Regions from separate parts of the Homo sapiens genome. Here all the other regions are linked to region 1. A link is a loop called in an ENCODE intact Hi-C map of the cell type or tissue named here. Cell type or tissue: endothelial cell of umbilical vein. All regions are shown on one strand.

The links. Peaks named below come from ENCODE experiments on the same cell type or tissue, not always from the same donor. Only the 100,000 strongest peaks of a DNase experiment are listed, where the experiment ranks them.
Region 2: a loop joins it to region 1, with 15 times the contacts of the local background. A loop is called at or near these places in 81 of 110 quality-filtered maps.
Region 3: it touches region 1 in a loop (5-fold over the local background); 73 of 110 quality-filtered maps call a loop at or near these places.

What each region holds. Positions count from the first base shown.
Region 1 is chr1:67,762,477-67,770,476 of GRCh38, forward strand. The region is part of intron 2 of GNG12 (G protein subunit gamma 12); the gene reads right to left. The region is part of intron 1 of LOC105378781 (a long non-coding RNA gene); the gene reads left to right. Among named protein-coding and RNA genes, the nearest start is that of GNG12-AS1, 66 kb to the right of the region's middle. In endothelial cell of umbilical vein, a CTCF peak has its summit at 3,820 (motif pointing right); a DNase peak (open chromatin) is centred at 3,875; H3K27ac peaks cover 1,277 bases.
Region 2 is chr1:68,108,171-68,116,170 of GRCh38, forward strand. All of the region lies in intron 6 of GNG12-AS1 (GNG12, DIRAS3 and WLS antisense RNA 1), which reads left to right. It also overlaps a transcript of WLS not described here. Among named protein-coding and RNA genes, the nearest start is that of DIRAS3, 62 kb to the left of the region's middle. In endothelial cell of umbilical vein, a CTCF peak has its summit at 3,854; DNase peaks (open chromatin) are centred at 3,851 and 4,961.
Region 3 is chr1:67,836,201-67,844,200 of GRCh38, forward strand. All of the region lies in intron 1 of GNG12-AS1 (GNG12, DIRAS3 and WLS antisense RNA 1), which reads left to right. Among named protein-coding and RNA genes, the nearest start is that of GNG12, 6.7 kb to the left of the region's middle. In endothelial cell of umbilical vein, no CTCF peak of the experiment used is centred here; DNase peaks (open chromatin) are centred at 2,581 and 4,471; H3K27ac peaks cover 2,823 bases.

The DNA of each region.
Region 1 (8,000 bases):
CAAGAAATTATTTTGAGGGAAAATAATACAAAAAGTAAAGAAAAACAAGAGAAAAGTTTAAAAGAGTATGTATTTATGTACATATATACCTTCTACATGCATACATACATATATGGCATCCTTCTACTGGAATGGGGTATGTGGTGGTAAAGACGCAGAGTAAGATTCACTCAGATTTTTGAGCATTAGCGTTTATCTCTTTTTAAAGTTTTTTTCCCTAATTTTTTTCCCCTAATTTTTCACAAAATACATGCAATTTAGTGAAAAATTTGTAAAATATAATTAAAGTGAACAGAAGGTAAAAGTTAACATGCTGTTATATTTCCTTCTAATATTTTCTTGGGAGTTTTTGTTCTTCCTTTTTTAAAAAATCAAAGGAAACCTTGATCAGATTGAGTTTTTAAGGTAGTCTAAATTATACTCTGCTGCACAACTTTATATTTTGCTCCGTTCTAGCAAAAGCATTTCCCTATGTGATTATAAAGTCTTTATAAGCATCATGTTTTAACTTTTATTTTGATATAAGTTCAGACTTAGAGAATAGTCGCAAAGCACCCAGATTTGGGTTCCTCAAATGTAAACATTTTACTATATTTAACACCCTACCCTCCCAGGAGAGAGAGAGAGAGAGAGAGAGAGAGAGAATCAATATGAAGTTTTACTCCTAAATATTTCAGTGTATACTTCCTATGAATAAGAATAAGGAATTCTCATATATAACCACACCAATTAGTCAAATCAGGAAATTAACTCTGATATTTTACTATTATCTGATCTACAACCTTATTCAGATTTTGGTGATTATCCCAATAATGTCCTTTACAGGAAAAGAAAATACAAAATTATACATTATGTTCAACTGTCATGTCTCTTTAGTCTTCTTGACTCTGGCATGCTTCCTGAGTATGTCTTGGTTTTTAATGTTATTAATATTTAAGAGTAAGTGCTGGTTATTTTGTGGAATGTCCCTCAATTTGGGTTTGCACATGTTTTTTCCTGATTCGATGCAGGTTATGCACGTTTGGTAGGGATACCACAGAAATAAATATCCATCACTTTTTTTTTTTTTGGTAAGAGACAGGGTCTCACTCTGTCACCCAAGTTAGAGTGCAGTGGTGCAATCACATAGCTCTACAGCCTCAAACTCCTGGGCTCAAACAACCCTCCTGCCTCAGCCTCCAGGGTAGCTGGGACTACAAATTCCATTTTACACAAGCATGTCCTTATTAGAGAATTTTAGGTTGTTTTTATAATTTTGCTATAATTCCAAATCCACCCCCCTCCCACCCTATGAATTACTGATTGGCTTTCCACCATTAATTTTTATATTAATAATTTATCCATTTAAAAGAATATGTTAAGATTGTTACTATATTAACAACTTTTGTCTAAGAAGCTCTGTCAATTTGCAGTCTAACAAAGGATGGAGTGTGAACTCCATGTCAGGCTAACAAGCCTTGAGCACTGACATGCTAGTATTGCACTGCTGTTTTAGTGGCTTTCACCTTAAATTGTGGTTATAAACGGCATTGCTCCTGTCATGCCTCTGAATATATTCCTTTGTTTGTTTGCTTTCTCATTCGTTCACTCCTTCACATTCACTCAGTAAATACTGAGTGTATATTCTGGGCCAGTAGTTTAGGTGTGAGATCAAGGTCTCAAGTAAAGAAATAAACAAGAAAATATGGATTGTGGTAAGGGATATGAAATACACAGGCTGGTGCAACAATGAGTACCTGGAGGCAGTGCTCCAGGTAGACAGGGAATAGTCTGGTGCGTAGAGAAAGACAAATGAGCCAGTGAGCTGCAGCTGGGGGACCAGGAGAAAGAGGTGGGGCATCTCTTGGCATTTACCATAAAATTCTATCAAAATGTCTCCAAAACATTGCTCTTACTAAAAATACGAACCCTTATTCTGACCTATCCCAAGTACCCACTTCCAAAGCCTACCCTTCTCCTCTGTCTGTCCTAGTCAGCAGAGTCTAAACTTCAGCGTATTATAATTTGTGAATAATAATGAAAGCCTGAAAATGCTCTGAAATTAGAGGGAACTTAGATACCATCCTGATGTTGCTCAGCATTGCAATTACCTGACTTTGAGGGACCATTAATGAATGAGACTGTCTCAACACTAGATTAATGGCCACTTTCAACAGTGGAAAGGGAACAGATGTCCAAGAAGACAGAAAGGTACTAACAGCTGTGTGTATATGCGTGTGTGTATATGTGTGTGTGTTCTCCTTCAATAACCGGGGTGGTGGCTATGGCCACAAGCAAGGAAGATGGGTGTTCATGCAAAAACAATCAATCTGCTTGTGCTTTGGAGTTACTCTGGTCTAGCAGAAACTGCAGCTCCCCAGGGCTCACTATCACCTCTGGACTTTGTCAGAGTGAGTCAAGTAGCAAGAACACAGAGGAATCGTCCAGGAACTAGACCTGGGAAAAATATATCCGTCTTTCTCCAAACAAAGCCTGTTTGGTATTTCAGGCAATTAGTTTCCAAACACTTGGGTCAAAAAGCAACAGATTATATTGTCAAAAAATTATTTCCTTGCATGAGATGAAAAATTAGACAAAATATATAAGAATACATAAAAATTAAAGTAGACAAAATATATAAGAATATTATCAATAGTCATTAGATGCCCCTGTCAAGCACTGAAAAAATAACTTATAATAATCTATAAAATGTATGCACACTCTTTTCTTTTCACATCCTTCTAAGGGAAACAGCCCCCAGTAGGCGATTAAGCTGATGCACGAGTAACGATCTCTTAACAATGCCATGCCATCAAATACTGAAGTACAGTTCAGTGTTTCTAAGAGCAGAGAAAGAAAAAAAACATTAAAATTATTACTAATATAAACACTATGATTGTATATTGCACTTGAGGGATGAAGATCTAGAACAATGAAGATGATAAACATATTTACCTACAGACAAAAGATGGTAGATAAGATTTTTATTATAAAGGCTTTGTTTATAAAGGGAACACATTAGAAGCTAAGTAATTGGGTCAGATTTGGTAATTAAAAGCAGCTGAATAATCAACAAACGCTTAACAAAGGTGTTAGAACAAGATCATATTTTAACAGAAGATGAAATACATAGAAAGGTTTGTATATTTCAACCCTTATTCTTCTGCCTGTTTTGCATTTTTCTTTTAAAAATACACAAAAAGTATAGGAAGCAGTAGTGAAATAACTACTACCTAGTCAACCTGTGACTGAATCTGGCAGTTGTTAGTAGCAGGTGTAAATGAAACGATGCGAATAAACTAGCAGGACTAAATCAAAAAGATTTCAATGTGGGTGACATAGCTAAAGTCTATAATTTAGGATCTCTAATACATATCCAGTTTGTGGTTGAAAATTCCTGCTTTCTAGTGGGCTTTACGTCTGCCACAACCCCAAGGAGTGAAAGGAAACTCAAGACTAACAATGATTTGTTGTAACTAGACGTAGTGGTGAAAATCTGGCCAAAAAAAAGTCCACTATAAATGTAACAGCTGTGAGCCTTAAGCCTGGTGGCATTTAAACCATTTTATTCTTTATAGCTATAAGAGTATTCAACCCTAAGTTTACAATAATATCTCAAGGCAAAAACTCAAACAAAACAAGGCACACACGCACACACACACACACACACACACACACACACACACACACACACCCCTAAACAATGCCCTCATAGACAAGCCCCTTTCAAAGTCCCACCTAATTACAGGCTGACAATCTTTCCAAATTATCAATCAGAACAATAAAAATGCCCTTGAGGGCTCATTTTAAACAATTCTCTGGTCCTCCTCTAGGGGGCGAAGTTGGCTCGCATTTCACCGAAAGGGGAAATTATTTTCAAACCCTGATTTTCGCACAGTGCTAGAAAGATATTCACATACAAAGGGGTCTTTCCGCGCTCCTGCTTCTTCTCAATACATTTCACTTCGGCTGATGAGCAAAGCAGCCCAGCCCTTCGGCACAGTAAGAGGGAGGGAATGTGATTACGGCGGAGCATAAGCAGGGCTTAATCAGCACAACCCTGAAGGCCGGCCAGCTCATTCTCCTCAAACTTGAGATCACAGCTATGGTTTTGCCAAAGATGATACACTTTCAAGAATATATGTTGGTGTTTTTTTTTTTTTTTTCCAGGAGAATTTTCCACTGGGGAAATTCTGAAGCCAGGTGAAGCCTCACACGGGGCTCCCTCCCACCCGGTCTCCTCTGTAGGGCCTCCCTCTGAGAAACCACAAAGCAAGCTGCTGGAGGTCTGAGTGCCTGCCCTCCCTTCCTGCACAAACGGGGCCCTTTCTACCCTGAGGATGGCATCTGGTGGTCAGGAAGATGCCTGGACAGCAGTTCCTCGCTGGGCCTCGCTTCCCCCTCACGGAAAGGGTTAGGTGTCCTCTTAGGGAATGCAGGTCTAGCTACAGAAGGGGCATACACAGGCAATGCCTATTCCCAAGGGAGAATCAAATGTGAGTTTTAGCACCCTAGCAACCATACAAGGCAGAAGGCTCAGAGTGTGTGTGTCCCTGACCCATGGATAGATCGTTTTTGTGGGTTCTAAGCCTTATACAATTTTGGGGGTCCTCTTTAGAAAAATCATACAAAATTAGGAATATCACATTAGCTACAGGGCATTGGAATGGGATGTTGCCAGTGAAAGATCCTGAACCTTAGGGCTCTTTAACTGCTGGGCCATGCAGTTATCTTGTCCAGCCTGCCACCACTGGACTCTCCCCTGCAGTAAAACCCCATGTCACGTGTGCTGGCTCTGGGTCTCTTCTTGGCCTCTTGAACATGGTGCCATCTCTAATGAGACTGACAGGGGTTCAGCACGACAGGGCCTGAGCTCCTCCCGCTTAGGACTGTCCATTGCCTGGAGACAGATACCGAGGTGGAGCTATTGAAAGAAACACTTGCGCTGCCCTGTGAAAGGGAACAAACTCCTCTGCCACGGGTCAGCTCTCCACACCTACCTGACCAAGTCTCAGTAACCAGTTTGGGTCATCTCACTAGTTCAGACTCTGCCTCCTCCTCCTTTTCCACCCATGGGAAGGTTATGCAACCCTCCTTCCAGACCTCCTTGGGCTGCACAAAGGTGCCAACTATACTAGTCTTTACTGAAAGACAGCAAAATAAAGTGACCTCAATTGAGAGCATTTATCTAAACATAGTTTGTTTGCATATTTTCAGTCCTTGTAAAAATAATACACAATTTTCTCCTTATCTGATGGCAATATCACTTACCTAAATCTTAACAATAAAATGAGGCAAGGCCTAAAAAAATAGAAAGTTAAGTTTAGTTGATGTAGCTTGTTTTCACATGTGCTACAGTTTGGAATTTATAAGCAAACCAGATATAAATTTTCTTCTTTTTGAACAAAACAGTAAGAACAACTTCTTACATATAGAAATGTCTTCATAAAATCCATTTATCACAAAAAACAGTGTTCTGCAAATTTGATTTAAAAGCTTTTTTTGGAGATGGGCTCTTGCTACGTTGCGGAGGCTGGACTCGAATTCTTAGGCTCAAGGGAATCCTTGGCTTCAGCCTACCAATGAGCTGGGACTATAGGCACATGCCACTGTGCTTGGTCTTCTGCAAATTCTTATTTGTAAAACGGAATGTGCTGGGAAAATAACAGCCACCATTATTTGCATCCTGTGAACCACACATAGTCTAAACATTTCATATAGACTATTTCACTTAATCACCTCAATAACCCTATGCAGTATTATCCCTATTTTATTGATGCAGAAATTGAGGCTTTAAGAGGTAAGCGACTTGTCCAAGGTTACAAAGGTATTTTGTATAGATTTGAGGCTGGGCAGGTTGAGCCTTATTGTTAGTCCCTGTGCCATGCTGCCTCAGCAGCCAAAAATCACTTTTGATACTATAAAGAACTAGTGAGTTTCACAAGATAGTTATTTTTTAAAAGCAGATCATTGCACATATTTAGATTTTTTCCCAAATTCCTATTTGATTAAAAAAAAACAGGCTGAGGAATGGGGCTAGTTTTTTCCAAGGCTTTAAAGGTTTTTAGAAATCATCATAATAGTTAAATGCAAACAATGTAATAGCTACCATTTATTGAACATGTATTATGTGATGGGCCACTGGCTAAGTTCACTATGTGCAGTGTTTCCTTTAATATAGCTATCTTGTGAGGCAAATGATATGATGCCCATTTAACAGATGAGGAAACTGAGACTCAGAAAGGTTAACCGTAACCATGTTCAAAGTGTCTCAATAGATAAGGAAAGTTTGAACTCTAGTCTATCTGCCCACACTAAGCCACTTCCCTACTATAAAATGTATACATATAAAAAGTATGCTTTAGCTAAGAGCCTGTTAGTTATTTCAAATATATATCTAGATCTTTGAATGGCCAGTGCAAATCACCATATGCTTTTAGGCCAAGAGAATATAGATGAACAGTCCCAGGGGAGTTGAGTTCTGCTATCTGAGCTTCTGTCTCTAATATCACCTCATATGATGGGTCTGGGGGAGGAAAGGAGGGAGCTGTATCTTGCCATCTTTGTAAGCAGCCAGTAAAAATGAGGACATAAATCAGGTCCACATCTGGATATATAATGTTCAGTCTTGCCAAGAGACTAGTACATGATGGAACTACCCAAAATGCATTTAATACATTCTTAGGCCACTGCACCCAGAGAGACTCCAACTTTAGCTGACCCAAGCATCTTCCCAGCATGTGTCACTTGCTCATTTGAGACGCTGGCTTCACCATGGGTTGGGGGGTCTATACTCAGCGAGTGACCTAATTGTTACAGGACCCAACATCACAGTGGTCCAACCACACATGAAAAAGGAGGGCACGTTGGCAGGGAGGCTGAGTTCACAGTGCTGGCGCCAGAGAAGGCAGAGAAATATGCTGACTCCAAATGTCACATGAGCATGAAAGAAAACCTACATAAGTGAGGGTGGGTCTTTGGAGGGAGGTAGGATACATTCTGCAAGGCTTGAATTTGCAGAGTTCATAAACTCTGCATGGAGCCCTGATCAAAATGCTTCCATGAAGCACAGCAAATACGTTCTCAGATCAAGAGAAACTATGTTAGGGTCATGAGCATGAGAAATGGCATGAGCACAGTTTCCAAATACTAGCTTTCTGCTGGAGTTATACAGGTGCACGTTGGTATGCAGGTAGAGGAAACCCACCCAGATACACAGGTCAAAAGTTTCCCTGTGGGCTTAGATAACAGGGTGTCTAAGCTTCGCTTTGGAATCTCTGAGGCCCAGGAAAGAATTCCAATTTTCCCAAACATTTCCCATTTTTCCAATGTCCAATTCTCCCAGACAAGGCACGCACACACACACTCACACTCACACTCACTCTCACTCTCTCTCTCTCCTGAGATCCCATTAGAGAGAAAGAACGTCACAGGAAGCTAGGTTTGGCTCAGAGGGAGCAGCATCTTTCCAACAACTCCAACTTAGCTGAAAATCTGAATGGGATGATATGGGAGGGAAGGAGGGGAGATGGAGGTAGGAAGCTCCTCACCAGATGAAGGACCACTTTTAGAGTGTTAAAAGAAGGGAAGTGTCTCACACTGGGTCTGAGGTTAAGATGCGAAAGTGAAGGTTTCCACCACCTCAAGATGTAACAGATGGGAAATTCCAAAGCAAGGGATCTGATCATTATGCAGAAATTTCTAAGAAGATGGCTCTAAGACCCAGAAGGAGGACACAAACAGGTCAGGACGGTGGAAAGCAATGGAGGATTCTGTGAGTAAGATTCTTTGGTAATGCTCTGATTCCTACGGTTTCCAAGGTGGGTGGAATGGAGAGGGCTCAGCCTTTCTTCTCCAGCCCAGAGAAAAGGGTTTCAAAAGCTGTATGTGGTGAGTTTGATATGCATCTCCCTCAGGAACCAAAATGTGAGAGGGAGCTGACGCTGGCTAAACCAGCAGGGTGGATGCCACATCAGAAAGTGAGTACTGTCCCCTTGCCCCATGGTGGAGGGGAGGGTGAA
Region 2 (8,000 bases), 350 kb after region 1:
GCTTGTGAAGCATCATCCTATATGTTAGGACAGGGAAGACTGGAACTCTGGATGCCTGGTCCCAAATCATTTGAAATTTGAATAATCCCAGCTTATTGGAAAAGGAATCCTGTCTTTTCTACTTGGTATCTGTGTAGCTTTGGGTAACTCATTTCATTTCTCAGATTTTCAGTTTCTTCATCTCTTAAAAGAGACCAAAAGCAGGAATAATGTTTATGTCAAGGATTGTCCTAAAATCCAAATGAAGTCATGGAGGATATTAAAAATGCCTACCACTGTGTCCCTCCCACCTCTAAGGCAGTGTACCCACTCCAGCCACCCAGCCCATAGTGTGCTATGGTCTACACCAGATGCCCCCTTCCCACTCCACTGTGGGTGATTGGACTGAGGTGGGCAATGAGCTCAAAGAGTAGTTCACTGGCCTTAAAGGAATTCATCAAATACTGAACTGAATCACCTTGATTCTTTTGAGATTTTTTTTCACTGATAATTGAATTTTTAATTCTACTTAGTTTTAATTAATTTTAATTTAATAGCCACATGGAGCTAATGGTGACCATAATGTACAGCTCAAGGCTATAAGTTTATTATCTGGGGAAAGTAAAACAGAAGTCAAAGAACATTAAAAAATTGAGAGCTTTTCTTATGGGGAAAATTGGCACACTAAAGATACCACGGACCCAGAGAAAGGCCAAAAAATATATATATGAGGGAAAGAAATGGTAATGCCTGGAGGGGCCCGTGTTAGTAGAATTCAATATGAAAGTATTAAAGAGCACTTCTGGTACTATAAGGAATGAAATATTATGAAATGCTTAGTGCTATAAAATAAAGACAACCTGACAAAGTATACTTTTAATTTTATTCCTGGGCTTGCAAGAAGTTATGTACCACTTATGCACTACCACCTTCACCCCCAACAAAGACCTGAACACACAGCAATAAGTGCTAAGCATAGGTGAAAGGCAGGGTTGCCCTGCTGGCAAATGCTGATGTTAAAACTGCAATCAAAAGCCAGCTAACAAGATAGAGAGATTAAGCCTAGGGTCCCAGCAGTGGGCTAAAGTTTCTATAGGTGGGTAACCCTCTGGCTCTCAACAAAAACAAATCTCTCTGGAGAAAAGCTTCCTCAATTTGGGTCCTTAGATTTCCGTGGATTAAGCAACAATATATGAGCACTCAATAAAATATGATCAATGAAATATAATCAAACACACAAGAAAGCAAACCACTATAAGCAAGAGGTAGAAGAGATGAGGTATGCCAGACTTCTACTTCTAAGAACTTTAAATGTTGGAATGAGAATATTTGAAATGTATAATAATTACAAAATTCATTCAAAAAATATGAAGTCACAGAAATAGGCATGCAATGCTAGACTATAAAAAGTGAAATGGTAGATTTGAAAAAGACTTAAACATAACTTTTAGAAATGAAAAATGTTATTAAAACAGCAGAGGAAAGAATTAGTGAAGTGGAAAATAGAGTTGAAGAAATTAAACAGAATATAGCACAGGAAAAAAAGATTATAAATAAGAAAGAAGGATCAATAATCATTATAGGTTCCAAGTAAAGATAATATATTGAACACATACAGCTCATTTTACTACCTTCTCCAAACTTATTAAAACTACAGCAAAGGGATTTTAAACAATCATATAAACCCACAAGAATGGGCAAAATATGAGATGAGATACCAGCAACAAACTTCTGGAAAATGGAATATAAATGAAGAATTGATAACAATGTTACCAGAGCTAAGAAAACCAAATCCTAAACTGATGGTGGGGAAATCATTGAATCAACTGAATTTGCACTGGAACACAACACAAAAAGTAAAAAAAAAAAAAAAAAAAAAAAAAAAATACAGTAAGAGGCATAAATTAGTAGGAATTAAAGATAAAATAGAAGAACTACCAAATCAAAAATTCTTTAAAAAGACTATTAGATTAATCTTTAGTAAGATTGAGAAAAGTGAAGGTATAAATATGTATGAACAAAGGAATATATCTACAGATAGGCAAAATTAAATTTTAAAAAGATTTTTAAAAAATTTAATTTAAAATTAAGTTGAAAAAATATTTTAAGTGCCAAAAGAGATAGCAAGAATAATCTACACTACTTTATGTCTATACATTGGAAACAATTTAAAATGCCCAGAAAAATATAACTTGTGAAACCAATTGAAGAAATGGAAAACCTAAATAGCCTTATAATCATTAAATAAATTAAAATGGTAGTCTAAAATTTTTCTGCAAAGAAAATAAAAGTCTCAATAATTTCAGTGACATATTATTATTGCATTAAATAAAAAACCAAATGTCCAAGAAGAGCCAAGACATTCTGAGGACAAACAGGATGAAGGAATGTGCTTTTCTAGATTGCAAGCCTTATTAAAAAGCTAAAGTAATTAAAACAGTATGGTTTTGAGGTAAGGATAATCAAATTAGCCAGTGGAACAGACTAAGAAGCCCCCAAAAATCTCTGTCTCTCTCTCTCTCTCTCTCTCTCTCTCTCTCTCCATATATATATGTGTGTGTATGTGTATGTATATATATGTTTGTATATATATGTGTGTATATATATATATATTTGCTCGATAAAGGATATTGTGTTGTAGATCATGAGTGGCTTATTCAATAAATGGTGCTGAGAGCATTAGTTATCCATATAGGAAAAAAATTAAAGAGGCTCCTTATTCTCTTACATACAAAAATTAATTTTTGATGGAACAGAATCTTAAATATGGAAGGCAAAGTCTTAAAACTTTTTGAAGAAATTTAGAATATTTTTATAATCTTGAAATTTATTTAAAGAATTTTTTTGAAAGACACAAGTACCCATTAAAAAAGAAAACATTGGTAAATCAACTACACAAATCATCAAAGATACCATAAATGAAAACATAAGGAATTCATATCTAGATTAATCTTGACCGTGGTCTTAAGACTTCCAGCCTCCTGAATAGTAGGAAGTAAATGTCTGTTGTTTAAGCCACTCCATCTATAGTATTTTTGTTATAGTAGCCTGAGCTAAGACAGCTTTATATAAGCCTTTGGGGACCATAGATGAACTACATCACTTGGTTCTAGCATGTTCTGTGGTTTCAATGCAGAAACCTAGAGAATAACTAAGGCTGGGAGAAAGAAGGACCACACTGGTGGGAGAAGCTGGTGACAAGTGGTAAGGAGTGGGCAACCTGGGTACTAATTCTTGTTTTTTCTTCCCCAGCCTTGTGGTCTTGGCCAAATCACCGGGCCTGCTGTCTTTTCTGTAGAGAGAAGGGCTGCTCGGTTCTCATTTGGATTCAACCTTTCCAATGCAGCATTTAAACACGGAGGAGGGATTTTTTTGGTTGTCACAAGGACTGGGGGACCCTGCTGGCTAAATATCCTCCAATGTGTGAGACAGTTGCACCCTAAATGCCAGTGTGCCCCTATTGAGAAACATCCTCTCTATAACAGTCCTTTGAACGAGCCCTTTACATCTCTCTACACATACATGATGTTTGCTGGTGGGTCGGGAAACATTTGGATACTTTATGAAGCATGCAGGTCTCCACCCAAACCCACAGGTCAGATGGCTGCTGTCCAAACTTTAGGATCTTTAGGGCTGCAGATGAGATGCTCTGTTCTGGTGTATGTCCTGCTTGGGGGGCTGCCCCTCCTTGCCAGAAGAAGATTTAGTTGAATTCAATTGAAGTGTACTATTACCAACCATTTGCTCCCTTGTTCTGACAGCCAGCAGGAGCAGAAAACTGGCTTGCTCTGGTACTAACTGCATTCTCAGAACCGTGCATGCAGTGCTTTATCGTTCTGTTCAAAGCTAAGCAGTGCCCTCCTTGGGACACTCTGGGAATGTACAGTATTCATTGCTCTAAGAAAATGCCTTGGCCACAAGGAGAAAACATTCGCTGGCTGTGGCTTGAGCCAACTGGGTCAGCGCCAGCCTGTGCAGATGTCTTTGTGGACAGAGAAGAAGTCCCTCTGGGAGAAGGCAGCCCATGCTAGGGTGCATAGATTGATGAGAGGAGTGACAACTGTATTTCTGTCCTTACTTGCTCTCCTGGCCAGGTGCTCTTATGCAGTGCACTAGCTGTACAACAGTACCTACTGGCTGGACCCTCTCATTCTCTACCAATTCAGCAGTCTCCTCTTGGCTTCATTCAGGAGGCTGTCTCCCCATGGTTGCCTGAACCCAAAAGCAAAATGTGTGGGTCCCACCTACTTCTCACGCTCTAGTTCTAAAGAATGGGCCCAGGTGTCCAGCCTCCACGGCCTGACATTCAATGCTGTGTACACTCCGGTTCCAAGTTGCTTTTCTACTCACTGCACCCCAGACTCTCTGCTAAACAGGCTACTTTAGTCATTGCCACCCAAATAATGCTTGTGAAGTTGCATCTCCACACTCTCATACTCTTCCCTTACCCTCACCTTTTATCCAACTCTTTCAAGGCTCGGCTCATTTTCAGTCTTCTGGGAAGCCCTCTCAATTGCCCCCAATCAGGAGTTACTGAAAAGTGTCCTTGTACCTCCCATTGGTCACCGACTGCACGGTTCATGTATTGGGAACCTTGATTGTTAAGAAGATTTTAAGTTCCTTGAAGGTGGAAACCTAATGAGAAGACTTGCCCTTCAGGCTCCTCTACTTAAGAATCATTCCAAGCAATTACCATGGAAACAAATATCTTCTCTTCCTGGCCTCTTGGACCAAAACAAACAGACAAACTGTTAAAGAGCAAGGAATTTGGCTCCCTGCCTAGGTTGGCAGTGAGAGCGTCAGAACAAGGTTGAGGCCAAATCCATGAACCTCATTTAGTTAGCTGCCCACGAACTTGGCTTGGAACGCCTTGGCCCCATCTTAAAGAAAGCCCTTCATTCTGGGGACGCTGGTCAGCCTGAGGCCCATGCTCCTTAGTCCCACCACAGGAAGCCTTCTCTCTCCATCTGTCACTCTGAGACCATATTGGCTGAAGCTCTGGGCTTACTCATATCCTGAGTCATCCAACCTCGCATGTCCGTAAAAATATCCGTATCCTTATAGGTGGAGGCCTTATAGATAGGTTGTTGAGTCAGATTTATGAGTTTGAGAAAGAGATGCTTTGGATGCAAAGGACCTTTGGTGAGTTTGCAGAAGCCCTGGACTCAAATCTACCACCACTCAGAACAGTGAATGCCAGAAAATTCCTGGAAAAGGGCATCTCTTTGCTGAATGACCCTAGTAATCTACTCATTCCCCAGGTAATTACTGAGCCACTCTGTGTTCCAGGCACAGTTCTAGTTTCTGGAAATATACCTGAGAACAAAACAGACAGAAATTCTGCCCTTATGAGCCTCCACTTCAGCTCCTGGCCAAGTCTGTTTTTCATATGATCCAAGCACTTTGGCAGGTGTTAGGGCTGTAAAAGGGATGGCATGGGACCCCCTTGGGTAGGGGACGTGGCAGACACATCTCTTAGAAATATTGCCGCAAGCCTCACTGTTCAAGTCTGGTGTGTGGAGCAGCTGCATCAGCACCTCCAGGGAGCATGTTAGAAATGCATCGTCTCAGGCCCTTCCCAAGCCCTTCTGAGTAAGAAACTGCACTTTACAATATGCTCCCAGGTGAACTGTCCGCAGGGAAAGGCTTGAAAAGCCTTGCTACAGGACAGCAAATCCCACAAGCTGTCCTACAGTGAAAGGGAGCAGAACGATAATGTGCATTTGAGAAAGAGTACATCCCATGCCTCAGATTTAGAAAGGTGGCGTGTTCAAGACTGAGATCTCCTCAGAAAGAAACATGCTTAAAAATCCAATGCTACTCAACTGTATTTGATGGCTCAACAACAAATCACCGACTGTAATCACTCAACAGAACCAGCATCCTGTGAAACACACCTTGAGAAACCAGTAGTGGACCTTCTGGCATTCCCGGATTCAACTTTCTTGGCTTCAATGACTGCAGATGGAGTGAGCCCATGGGGTGATAACTGGCAGTTTTGCTGAGGAACAAATCTGAATCATGCCTACTGCCAGGCTGAGGCTCTGGGCCAAGGTCTCAGCTTGGGATAGGGTGAGGATCAGAAGGCTGGAAAGATAGAGGGACTCGGAGACTGCCAGCTACTGGTTAACTTGTGGCATAAGGAGGATATATACAGAAAACACTGGATTCTATAGCTGAAATATGTCATTTGGAGAAATTTAGGAGCCAATATAAGCATTCCTTATTTGTCATTTCATGGGCTATATATATTCCACAGGTGTCAAGAATCTATAATGATGATGATGATGGCAAAGACAATGATAGATACCTTTTTAAAACTTACTATATGCCAAGCACTGTCCTAATTCATATGTTCCCAACAGCAATGCTAAGTGGTATAATCCTCATTTCTGCAGATGAAGAAATTGAGGCACAGAGCTGGCTCCTCGTTTTAATCCGTTTCATGCTAAATGTGACTTCTGAGACCTAGGTGACAGGCATCTGACTGGTGCAGACTAAACTGGCCAGATGATGGAGTGACCACTGGTCCCCTTTATCCCTCGAGCCAGCCCCTGAAGGCTGAGAGACTTGCTCAGAGCCCCGTCCCAGAAGTGGGCAAGATTCATATTTGTGCCTTAGCAAAACTGCCAGTTATCATACTATGGGCTTATTCCTTCTGGAATAGGGTAAAGCAAGAACAGAGAACCCCCTCTGGGGGTGCCACTTAGGTGTGAAGCAGCCCTAATTGGGCAGGTATAGGCTGGAGTGACCTCAGTGGTAGGCCTGGGAGGGGACACCTGGTTTGCTCTGGGGCAGTCGTAGAAGGCTCAGCACAGTGCTGGACTGCAGGTAGGACTAAGCTTGGATTATAAGGCCTGGGATCTTCTCATAATGCTGGTCTGCAGCCACTGTGTGGCCTGTGACAGGCCTTTCCCTGGGTCTCAGTCTTTGAAAATAATGATACACCCCCCACCACACCCGGTCATGGGTTGCACCTTGGGTTTCAACTCAATGACTGCTTTTCAGGAGGTCCCTCTGGGGCTCCTTAGGGTTATGGCTGCTCCAGGCTGGCAAATCCAGATCATGCAAGAGGTGGCTTAACCCTCTCCCTCTCAGGGACACGAAGAAGATCTGTTGCTTCCAGATTGCACCAACACACATGCCTAGAACCCCAGTAATGAAGCTGGAACCTCTGCTGTGTGGTCAGACAAACCCAAGGATAAATTGCCCCTGCTTCTTGGGATGACACTAGGAATTCGCCATTCTTCACGAGGCAGTCCCTGGGGCCTAGAGCCAATTCATTCAGTTTAACATTCCCTCCCTTTGAGACAAAGTATAGGGTGGTGATAATGAAGTCAGTCGGGCACAGCCTTGAGTGCTGGCTGTGTGACACAGGGCAAGTCACTCAACCTCTCTGAGCTCCAGCATGCTCATTGGTAATTGGTATAAATGAAAGTACCTATATCATGGGACTACTGTGAGGTGCCAGCACATTATCAGTGCTTTGTAAAGAGCCGCTATTACTCTTGTTGTTGCTTGGACATTTGTTATGAGGGGGGAATACTTTTTAAAATTTGCTTTTTAAAAACATCAACAAATTTCTGAAGGCATTTTCAAATGAGACTTTAAAATATGTTTTTCTCTTCTTATAAAGTTAAAATTTTTGTATGAGGTTAGGCATAATTTTTTTTTGTTTTAAATTAACAAATAGCAATCAAGGGCTTCTAAGCAATTCCAAGGACCCCCTTGCTGCTCTATTCCACTAGTCTTCCACCCTCTCCCTCCTGGCAGCAGTCGTTGGCATTTTTGTATGTCTCACCCTGGAGGCTGGCAAGCTCTGCACCTCCTGGTCGGGAGCTTCCAGCTCTCCCCTGCAGCTGTCCTGAATTCCTCTTGCTGTAGGTTGTCCCTTTGTCCCAGAGCACTCACCCTAACAGGGAAGTCCCTCATTTCTTCATTAACTTCCAGGTTGCTCCCTCCCCATTAATGCTGAGCTGGAGAAGCAGGGTTCACAGGACCTTACAATAGGGACCAGGAGC
Region 3 (8,000 bases), 74 kb after region 1:
GTTAATGAACTATTTTCTACCCCCTCACCCAGTGGCATTCAAAACAAATAAATCAGTTTCCTATGAAAGAGTGTCAGTGGAGTGGAGTGAAATTTATGCTTTATGAGATAAGGTCTTTGGGATTAAGTCCTGGCTTTGCCGTTAACAAGCTGTGTAAATTTGAGACAGTCACTTAACTTTGCTGGGTCTCTGCTTGTCTTTAAAATAAAGGGATTGTAAGAGAATGGCTCTAAAGTCCCAATTCTATGGAAATTAGATTTTAGTTTTAAAAAGTGGCTTTCTTGGCCATTTAATCCCTCACGAGACAAGCAAGAGAAGTGGTTTTATAATTCAGGACAGTTGTTTTTTTTTAACGAATTGCAATTCATATGTCAATCTACTGTGAATTTCTATTTAATATTCAATAACAACACTGTAGCTAAAGGATGAGTCAGAAAGAGATGGTGAAGAAATGAAAAAGTGAGGCAAATCAGTCAGTCTCTCGGTGATCAGGTCTCCACAGACTTCAGAACAATTTTTTATTTTATTTTTTTAGAGATGGAGATCTCACTTCAGAACAACATTTTTGGGATATCAGCTTTGCTCCCTGTGGATTTTATTGGTCCTATTGCACATGGCTTCACTCTTTGTCTGGACCTGCCCTGGAAGGCAGGGAGAGCTCCCTCCTTTTGAGTAGGTCACCTGGGAATAAGTGTCTTCCAAACTGGTTTTTCTGCTCAGTCGGAGACTGCCATATTTCCATGTAGAAGTTAGGTCAGGGAGAAGCACCCACAGTCTTGGAAATCCCCAAGTAACCTGTTGAAACGTGTATTGCCATAGGCAGGAGCTATGACCAAAACTGTGGCTACAGATCAGAAGGCAATTTAGCATAGTTCCACACTTACATGGGTGGAAACCTTCAGAGGCCTGGGTGGGAGTGACCCAAAATGGAGGCACCCATGCAAGTTAGTTGATTACTAACTCAATATGAGCTCTCTGGCTTATTACTGCAATAGGCCCTCTAGCTCTAGGGAGTGGAAGTCCCCAGATACTGTTGTCTAGAAATAAAACATATGGGCTCAAGAGTTAATGAATTTCCTGTCATTGGAGGAGTTCAAGCAGTGGTCTCTTAGAAAGTAGAGATTTAGAGGATATCAGCGATGCAACCCAAATGCCCATCACAAGAGATAAGATACCTCCCTCTAAAGCACTCTGAAAAAAAGATATAGATCTAAATATGTTCACATGAAAAGATGCCCTCAATGCATTCTTGAACATAGATAGCAGATTATAAACCATCATGTGGAGACGCTTCCATTCATGTATAAAAAAGCATACATACACACGAATCTCTTCTGTAAGTGTATCTGCAATGATGTTTGTCAAAATAGTAACAGTGACTTTCTCAGGGTGGTGAGATTTCAGGTAACCTACCTTTTTTATACTGCATGAATTTTTTCACAGTGAATGTGTAGCTTTTCTATAAATCATGTCTTTTTGCATATTGTAAATGTATCTTTCTTTCATAATATAAAAAGACAAAAGGCATTGTGCAGACCAGGAGTTGGCAAATTATGGCCAGAGGACCAAAGGACCACATCTTTTGTAAATAAAGTTTAATTGGAACACAACCACACTCATTCATTTCCCTGTTGTCTACGGTTGCTTTTGTTTTTACAAAGGTTAAGAGCTGAATAGCTGTAACAGAGCTTATGGCTTGCAAAGCCTAAAGTGTTTTATCTGCCCCTTTAGGAAAGAAGTGTAGCAACCTCTGGTGTAGACAATTGGACTGGAAAACGTTTTCAGCATGGCAAATTGCAACCTAGATTTTACTTTTTCAGATTTCAATTTATCTGAATTTCTATTAAAAATATGTATAGGCTGTATATTTTAAAGTATATCCCAGTTCTGAGTAGTGATTATAACAGAGCAAAGTGACAGTATTAGTATTTGGGTAGCTAAGGTCTGTATATTCTCCTTCTTCTTCCTCTTCCTTATTCTTTTCCTCCTCCTCTTCCTCTTCCTTCTCATTCTCCTGATAAGATCATCATCTTATTCTACAGTTTGCCCTCAGATGCTGTTCCACTTGAGAAAGTACCAGGAGGAGAACTGAGGTTTCTCTTTCCTGGCTTGGATCTCTCCAAGACAGAATAATTGAGGAAGTCCTTGACAAAATAAATTGTCCTGGCAGAAGAGAGGCAAAGTTCTAAAGAATAGACGTAGACCTGGAGGAGAAAAAACAGGGACGCTGAAGGAGCCCAGCTGAGGAGGAGGGGAGGGTGTCCAGCTCCAGAGGAAAGGCTGGGAATTAGATGGAGTAAATCTCTCTCTTTTCCCCTTCCCTCATCACACCCTTCCCACACGATCCATCTAGCCTCCAGATATACAGAGGAGGTTTGGGGATTTTTCTCCTTCACAGTCAGCAGTATCCAGCATCAAAGCTCCCATTTGCAGAACTCACATGAGCAAGGCTAACTAATGGCAGTCTGAGCAATGCCAGGCCCTTGCTCATTTCCAGAACTCAGCCAGAAAAGCTGGATATTGGCCTTGATATGGAATGTACTCAGATACCAAGTAATTAAATGATTCAGCAGAAACACGCTCTTTGTCAGCCACTCACCTTAGACCTTCCCTGAAGAAAACATAGGCCCCTGCGGTGTCAGAAAGAAAAGCAGCCTGTGATATGATTAGATTATTGGTTCACCTATAGCCTATGCTATTGGGTTTTGACTCCTACACAGGCAACTCTGTGGACCTGTAAGCTAAGTTAAAAAGGGCATGGAAAGTATTTACTCTGGCATGTTGATAACAAACCTGTTAATTTCATCTAGCTTTAGATACTGGTGAGAATGGAAAGTGCCAAGCCTGCAACCTCAGTGACTCCAATTTACACGGTTCCCAAAATAAATAAAATATTTTTTCAGAATATGGGGGAATCTCAGAAAATGTAATAAAAATGCTATTTTCTTTCAGTGTTCCAGTATTACATATTTTAGAGTACTGAAATCCTGGCATTATTGTTGGTATTATTCATTTATCTCAGTATTTTTTGAGAATAAAAATATGAACGATTTCTGTCTTGAGACTACCCAGAGAATTACATACCACATTAAAATTTTAAAGGTAATAGAAGTGCATTAGTTTAAAGAGTGTTCTGACCACATTCCTTGCCTGTTTAAATCCTCCACAGGTGTCTTATTGTTATTTTATTTCCTATTTCCTGGATTACTAGGGAGGTTGAGCACATTTTCTTCTATTTATTAGTCATCTGCAGTCCCAATACCAATTTGGGCATGGATCTACTTGCAGAGGTCTTTGATAGATTGTGCTGGATATTTCTGTATTCCTATAAATATCCTTGAGCTTTATTCTGGAATATAGTTAAGTTATTTGGAAACAGATTTGTCCTTTCAGTTCTGCTTTTAAGATTTGTTTAGCAGGATTGGAGCAGTTACCACTCTAGGTTTTTTGCCTCTATTGAAGCAAAAGGGGATTGTGTGTCTATTCAATGCTCCATAGATCTTGAGATTTTTTTCAACCTGGATGGTGGAAGGAGGGACTCTTCTTGGCCCTGTATGAGCATCAGGTACTGTTCCCTCTAATACCTTGCACATGGTTCTTCTCTCAGCCTTGGGTAGTTACTTCACCTGCAAGAGCCCATCATCACTCACCATACTCATGCTAGTTTCTGGATTTTCTTTCTGTACACTCTCTTCTCTCTGGTTCTCTGTCTTAGGAATTCTAGTTGCCTTAATCTCTTCTTGTCTCCATCACCTTAACTCAAGGAGTCCACCAGATTCTTCCTGAATTCCCCCTCTCTGCTGTGGCCTGGAAACTCCCTCAGGGGAGGGTGCTGGGGGAGTGGTAGGATACACCTCATCTGTTTCCCATCTCTCAGGGATCACTGTCCTCTTGTCACCTGATGCACAGTGTTTTGCAAACTGTGGTTTCATTTATTTTACCTGTTTTTAGGTTGCTACGGGTAGGACGGCAAAACTAGTTCTTTACTCCATCTTGACTAAAAGTAGAAGTTGCCCCTGTCACTCTAAAACATGTGTTATTCTTCTTTTTAACTTAGTGTTATCTAATATTATTGCCTGCCCCCCTCATCATGCTGTAAGCTCCATGAGGGAAAGTACTATGTCTGTTTTGTTTTCTGTTGCCTCCCCAGCACCTATAACATTGCCTGACACATAGTAGTACTCATTAAATATTGAATGACTGCATGAAAGCTAGACCAGGATGGAGATCATGAGAAAACTTGAATGATGAACAGGAAAATTGAACAGATTTTGCTGAGAGTGGAGGCTCCTATTCTGAAACCAGAAGAATGTAGGCCAAGTTCTATTCAATTGCAAAGTGAGGATCTTGAGCACTGCAATGCTGGTGACTTTACTCAAGCTAGTCTGTCTGTAAATCTGCCAAAGCTCTTGGCAGATTAGGTCACATTTTTGGAATCTGCTTGGAATTCAGGAACATGGCGGTCATAATGAATCATGATTTTGACCCTTCCTCTTAATCTGATTGGCTCTAAGCCCTTAACAAATATTAATTATGTCTCACAATGGAATTGCCACCCTGACCTCTTTTCTTAGACTGCTAACACTGGATACTGCAGTGTTCAGCCCTCCTATCCCATAATAACGTGCCTACTCCTCCTTCCCAAAAAAGGAAAGGATAGGGTACTGTTTCTATCAACATCCTTAAATTATTTAGTCAGTATCCTAAAGATGGACTTGACAATTGAACAATTTTCTTAAAAACCTCACTTGGTAATTGCAAAAGCCTGTCTACTGTTTTTTCTGACTCTAGTCTCCAAGACAGTCCTCTGAGGTACAGGAAAAAATTTTAGAAATCACAGCTACATTTAATTTTTGTCTTTTCCTTTTGTTATTATGGTAAGTCAGGTATATAATTTACAAAGACACATATATTAGGACTACATGCTCGAAGTCCTTACCGATGAAGTATACAATAAAAAATGTTTGGACATCACAGATCTCATCTCTGAATTCCCTGTAGTTAAGGCTGGCTTACTCTTCCTGTGAGGCACCTCTAATTGTGCCTCTTTCTTCTGCAAAACAAACAAAACCTCAACACCTCTGAGGCTTAAGTATAAGAAAACTTTTGCAGCAAGCTGAAGTTGAAAAGAAGGGAGTTTTTCTATGTAGATTCAAAATCCAGTCTGCAATTGTTTGTTAGTCCCCACATTTATGTAGCACATTGTAATTGTGTACTGCACTGAATATGGCTACAGGGCTTCCGATTTCAGAAGAACATGAGTCTGCTCTCAGCCAAGATTTGTATATATTTAGTTCTCTGTGAAGCCTCTCAGGTCCACTAAATTATGGACCCAGAACAAGTACGAGGCCATGAATATTTCCTAGGTGCCATGTTAGCAGACTGAATTGCTAAAGAGATTATAGAAATAACAAACTTTAAATATATGAAGTTATTTACCATCAAAGTAGTTTACAGAAGTAGCAATAGAGTAAAAATGAATCTACAATACACTGTGTGGGGTGTGTCTGTGTGTAGGGGTTGGGGCAGGGAACACCAAAGTGCCAGACACATGAATGAAGAAGATATTTTGGAAGAGGAACCTTTGGCCCTGGCCTCCCCATCTGACACCAAGTAGACTAGAAATGAACTGCTCAGTTGAGCCTTTACTGAATTCCTAACACACACACACACATGCACATGCAACACACACTCATGAACAAAGTAAAAAGGTTATTTTACTTCTGTAAGTTTTGGGATAGCAGACCTGAGAGTTGTACACATTATCTGAATACCTGGCTCCAACTCTACCTGCAGCAGGACTACCCCTGGGTTTTTCAGTAAGCCAGTCCATTGCTTTCAGTGTGCTCAGGCTAGCACAAGTGGAGTTTCTGTCCTTTGCATCCAAAAGAATTGGGAATAATGCAATAGCACTCTCTCTTTTAACTCAGGTGCAAAAGCTTCAGCTAATCATTTTTCTCAGTTGGTGACTTATGCTCATTTTTGATCTGTGCAATGGCCATCTCTTATTTGATTGATTGATTGATGGTTTTCTTTTTTTTTTTTTTTTTTCAAGGCTTAGATCTGCTATTTCTCTCCCAAGGATGTTTATGCTGATGGTTTTCATTCATATCCTTTTTATGCTGTTCCTACCCCATTCCTTTCCTGCTCATAGACATTCTAAGTCTAATGTATATCTAATTTTTATATACATCTTTTTATTTGCATGTGTCCTTACAAAACATATAAAATTTATTTTTGTGTTATTTTAATGGTACTGTATACTCTATGTAGGAAGAATACTTATGAATTCTTCAAATTAAATGTCATGGTGGTCTACAATTTTCTTCCTAAGTTATAGATTTCTTCTCTAAGAAATATACATCCTAATAGTGTCTATTTTTCTTGACAATTGTTTTGTCTTCTTGGCATTTTAAAAAAGAACTTTTATTCTCTGAATACCTACTTCTTCAGCCCCACTGATTGATTCCACATATATACTTTATTTTTTAATAGTAAATATTCTGGTTATATGGGTATGGTATCTTCTCATCTCTTTGAAAGTATTAATTATATATTGGACTTTTTTCCTGTTCTTTCTATTGTCTTTATTGTTTCTTTTGCATTTCCTTTCTTCTGTGTGTTTTAAAACCTTCTTTTTATCTGTGTCTTTCATGTTAGCAGCTTTGCTTAAATGTTGACTGATTCTTGGCTGATTCTAATTGGAACCCCTTTGTGTGTCCAGATCTTACGGAGTGGTGACAATAGGTAATAGAGCAGAGATTTGGCTATTTTGTCTTCAGAACTCTATTGGTTTCTACAGATTTCTTCTCTAGGGCTAGTCAGATACCCCCAAAAGGAGATCAGATACCCCACTTGGGGTTAAGGGGAGGATTTAAGCCTGGCTGCCAGCCTTCCAGGAGTCTGGATGTCTCATCATGGTTTTTGCTTGTTTTTAAGGCAGATATTCACTTAATCTTCTTGTTTTCAGTACAGTACTCTGTATTCTACTGTTTGATCATTCACTTATTCATTAAATATGTATTGAGTGTCCCCTTAATACTTTGTGCCAGGAACAGTTCTAGGTGCTTGGGGATACACTAGCAATCAAAACAGATGAAACTCCCTGTCCTCATGGAGCTTACATTCTAATAGGATACATGTCCAGTGTTCTGCCAGGGTTAAGAGAGGGATGAGTGGCTGGCTGCAAAAGGAAGTAGCAGAAATCTGGAGTTCCAAGGGGCCCTCATAAAGACTTTCAACCAGTCTTCCTGCTATGGTTTGGATATTTGATCCTTCCAAACCTCATGTTGAAATTGGATCCTCAATGTTGGAGGTGGGGTCTAATGGGAGGTGTTTGGATCATGGGGGTGGATTCCTCATGAATAGATTAATACCCTCCTTGGGAATGAGTAAGTTCCCTCCCTATTAGTTCCCATGAGACCTGGTTGTTAAAAAGAGCCTGGCACCTCCCCCAACTTCTCTTGCCTCCTCTCTCGTTATGGGGTCTCTGTATTCAGCCTGAGGCCCTCACCAGAAGCAGATCCCCAATCTTGAACCTTCCAGTCATCAGAATTGTGAGCAACTAAACCTTTTTTCTTTATAAATTACCCAGCCCCAGGTATTCCTTTATAGCAACATAAAACAGACTAAGACACCTCCTGTTTTCAGCTTCAGCCTACATTCCTATTTTCAAAAGTGCCTGATGCTTCTAATCTCTGAGCCTTTCTGGGTTTTAGTGGAATAAGCTAGCTTGCTTTTGTTGGCATTCCCCCTAACAGACTGAATTACTAAAGAGACATTTAGTAATTCAGATTACTAAATATTCTAGATATTTGGATTTCAGTTTTCCTTGTTCTGCTAAGCCAGTTGCCTTGCCACTTGGATGTTCATCTACTTTCCATCTCTTGTCTGCTCTGGTCCTCTCTCATTTTCCTCCTTCTATAGACTTATACCTTTTTGTTTTTCATTTAATGTTATTTTAATGGGATTTTTTTTTAAAAGGAGGAATAGAGATAATC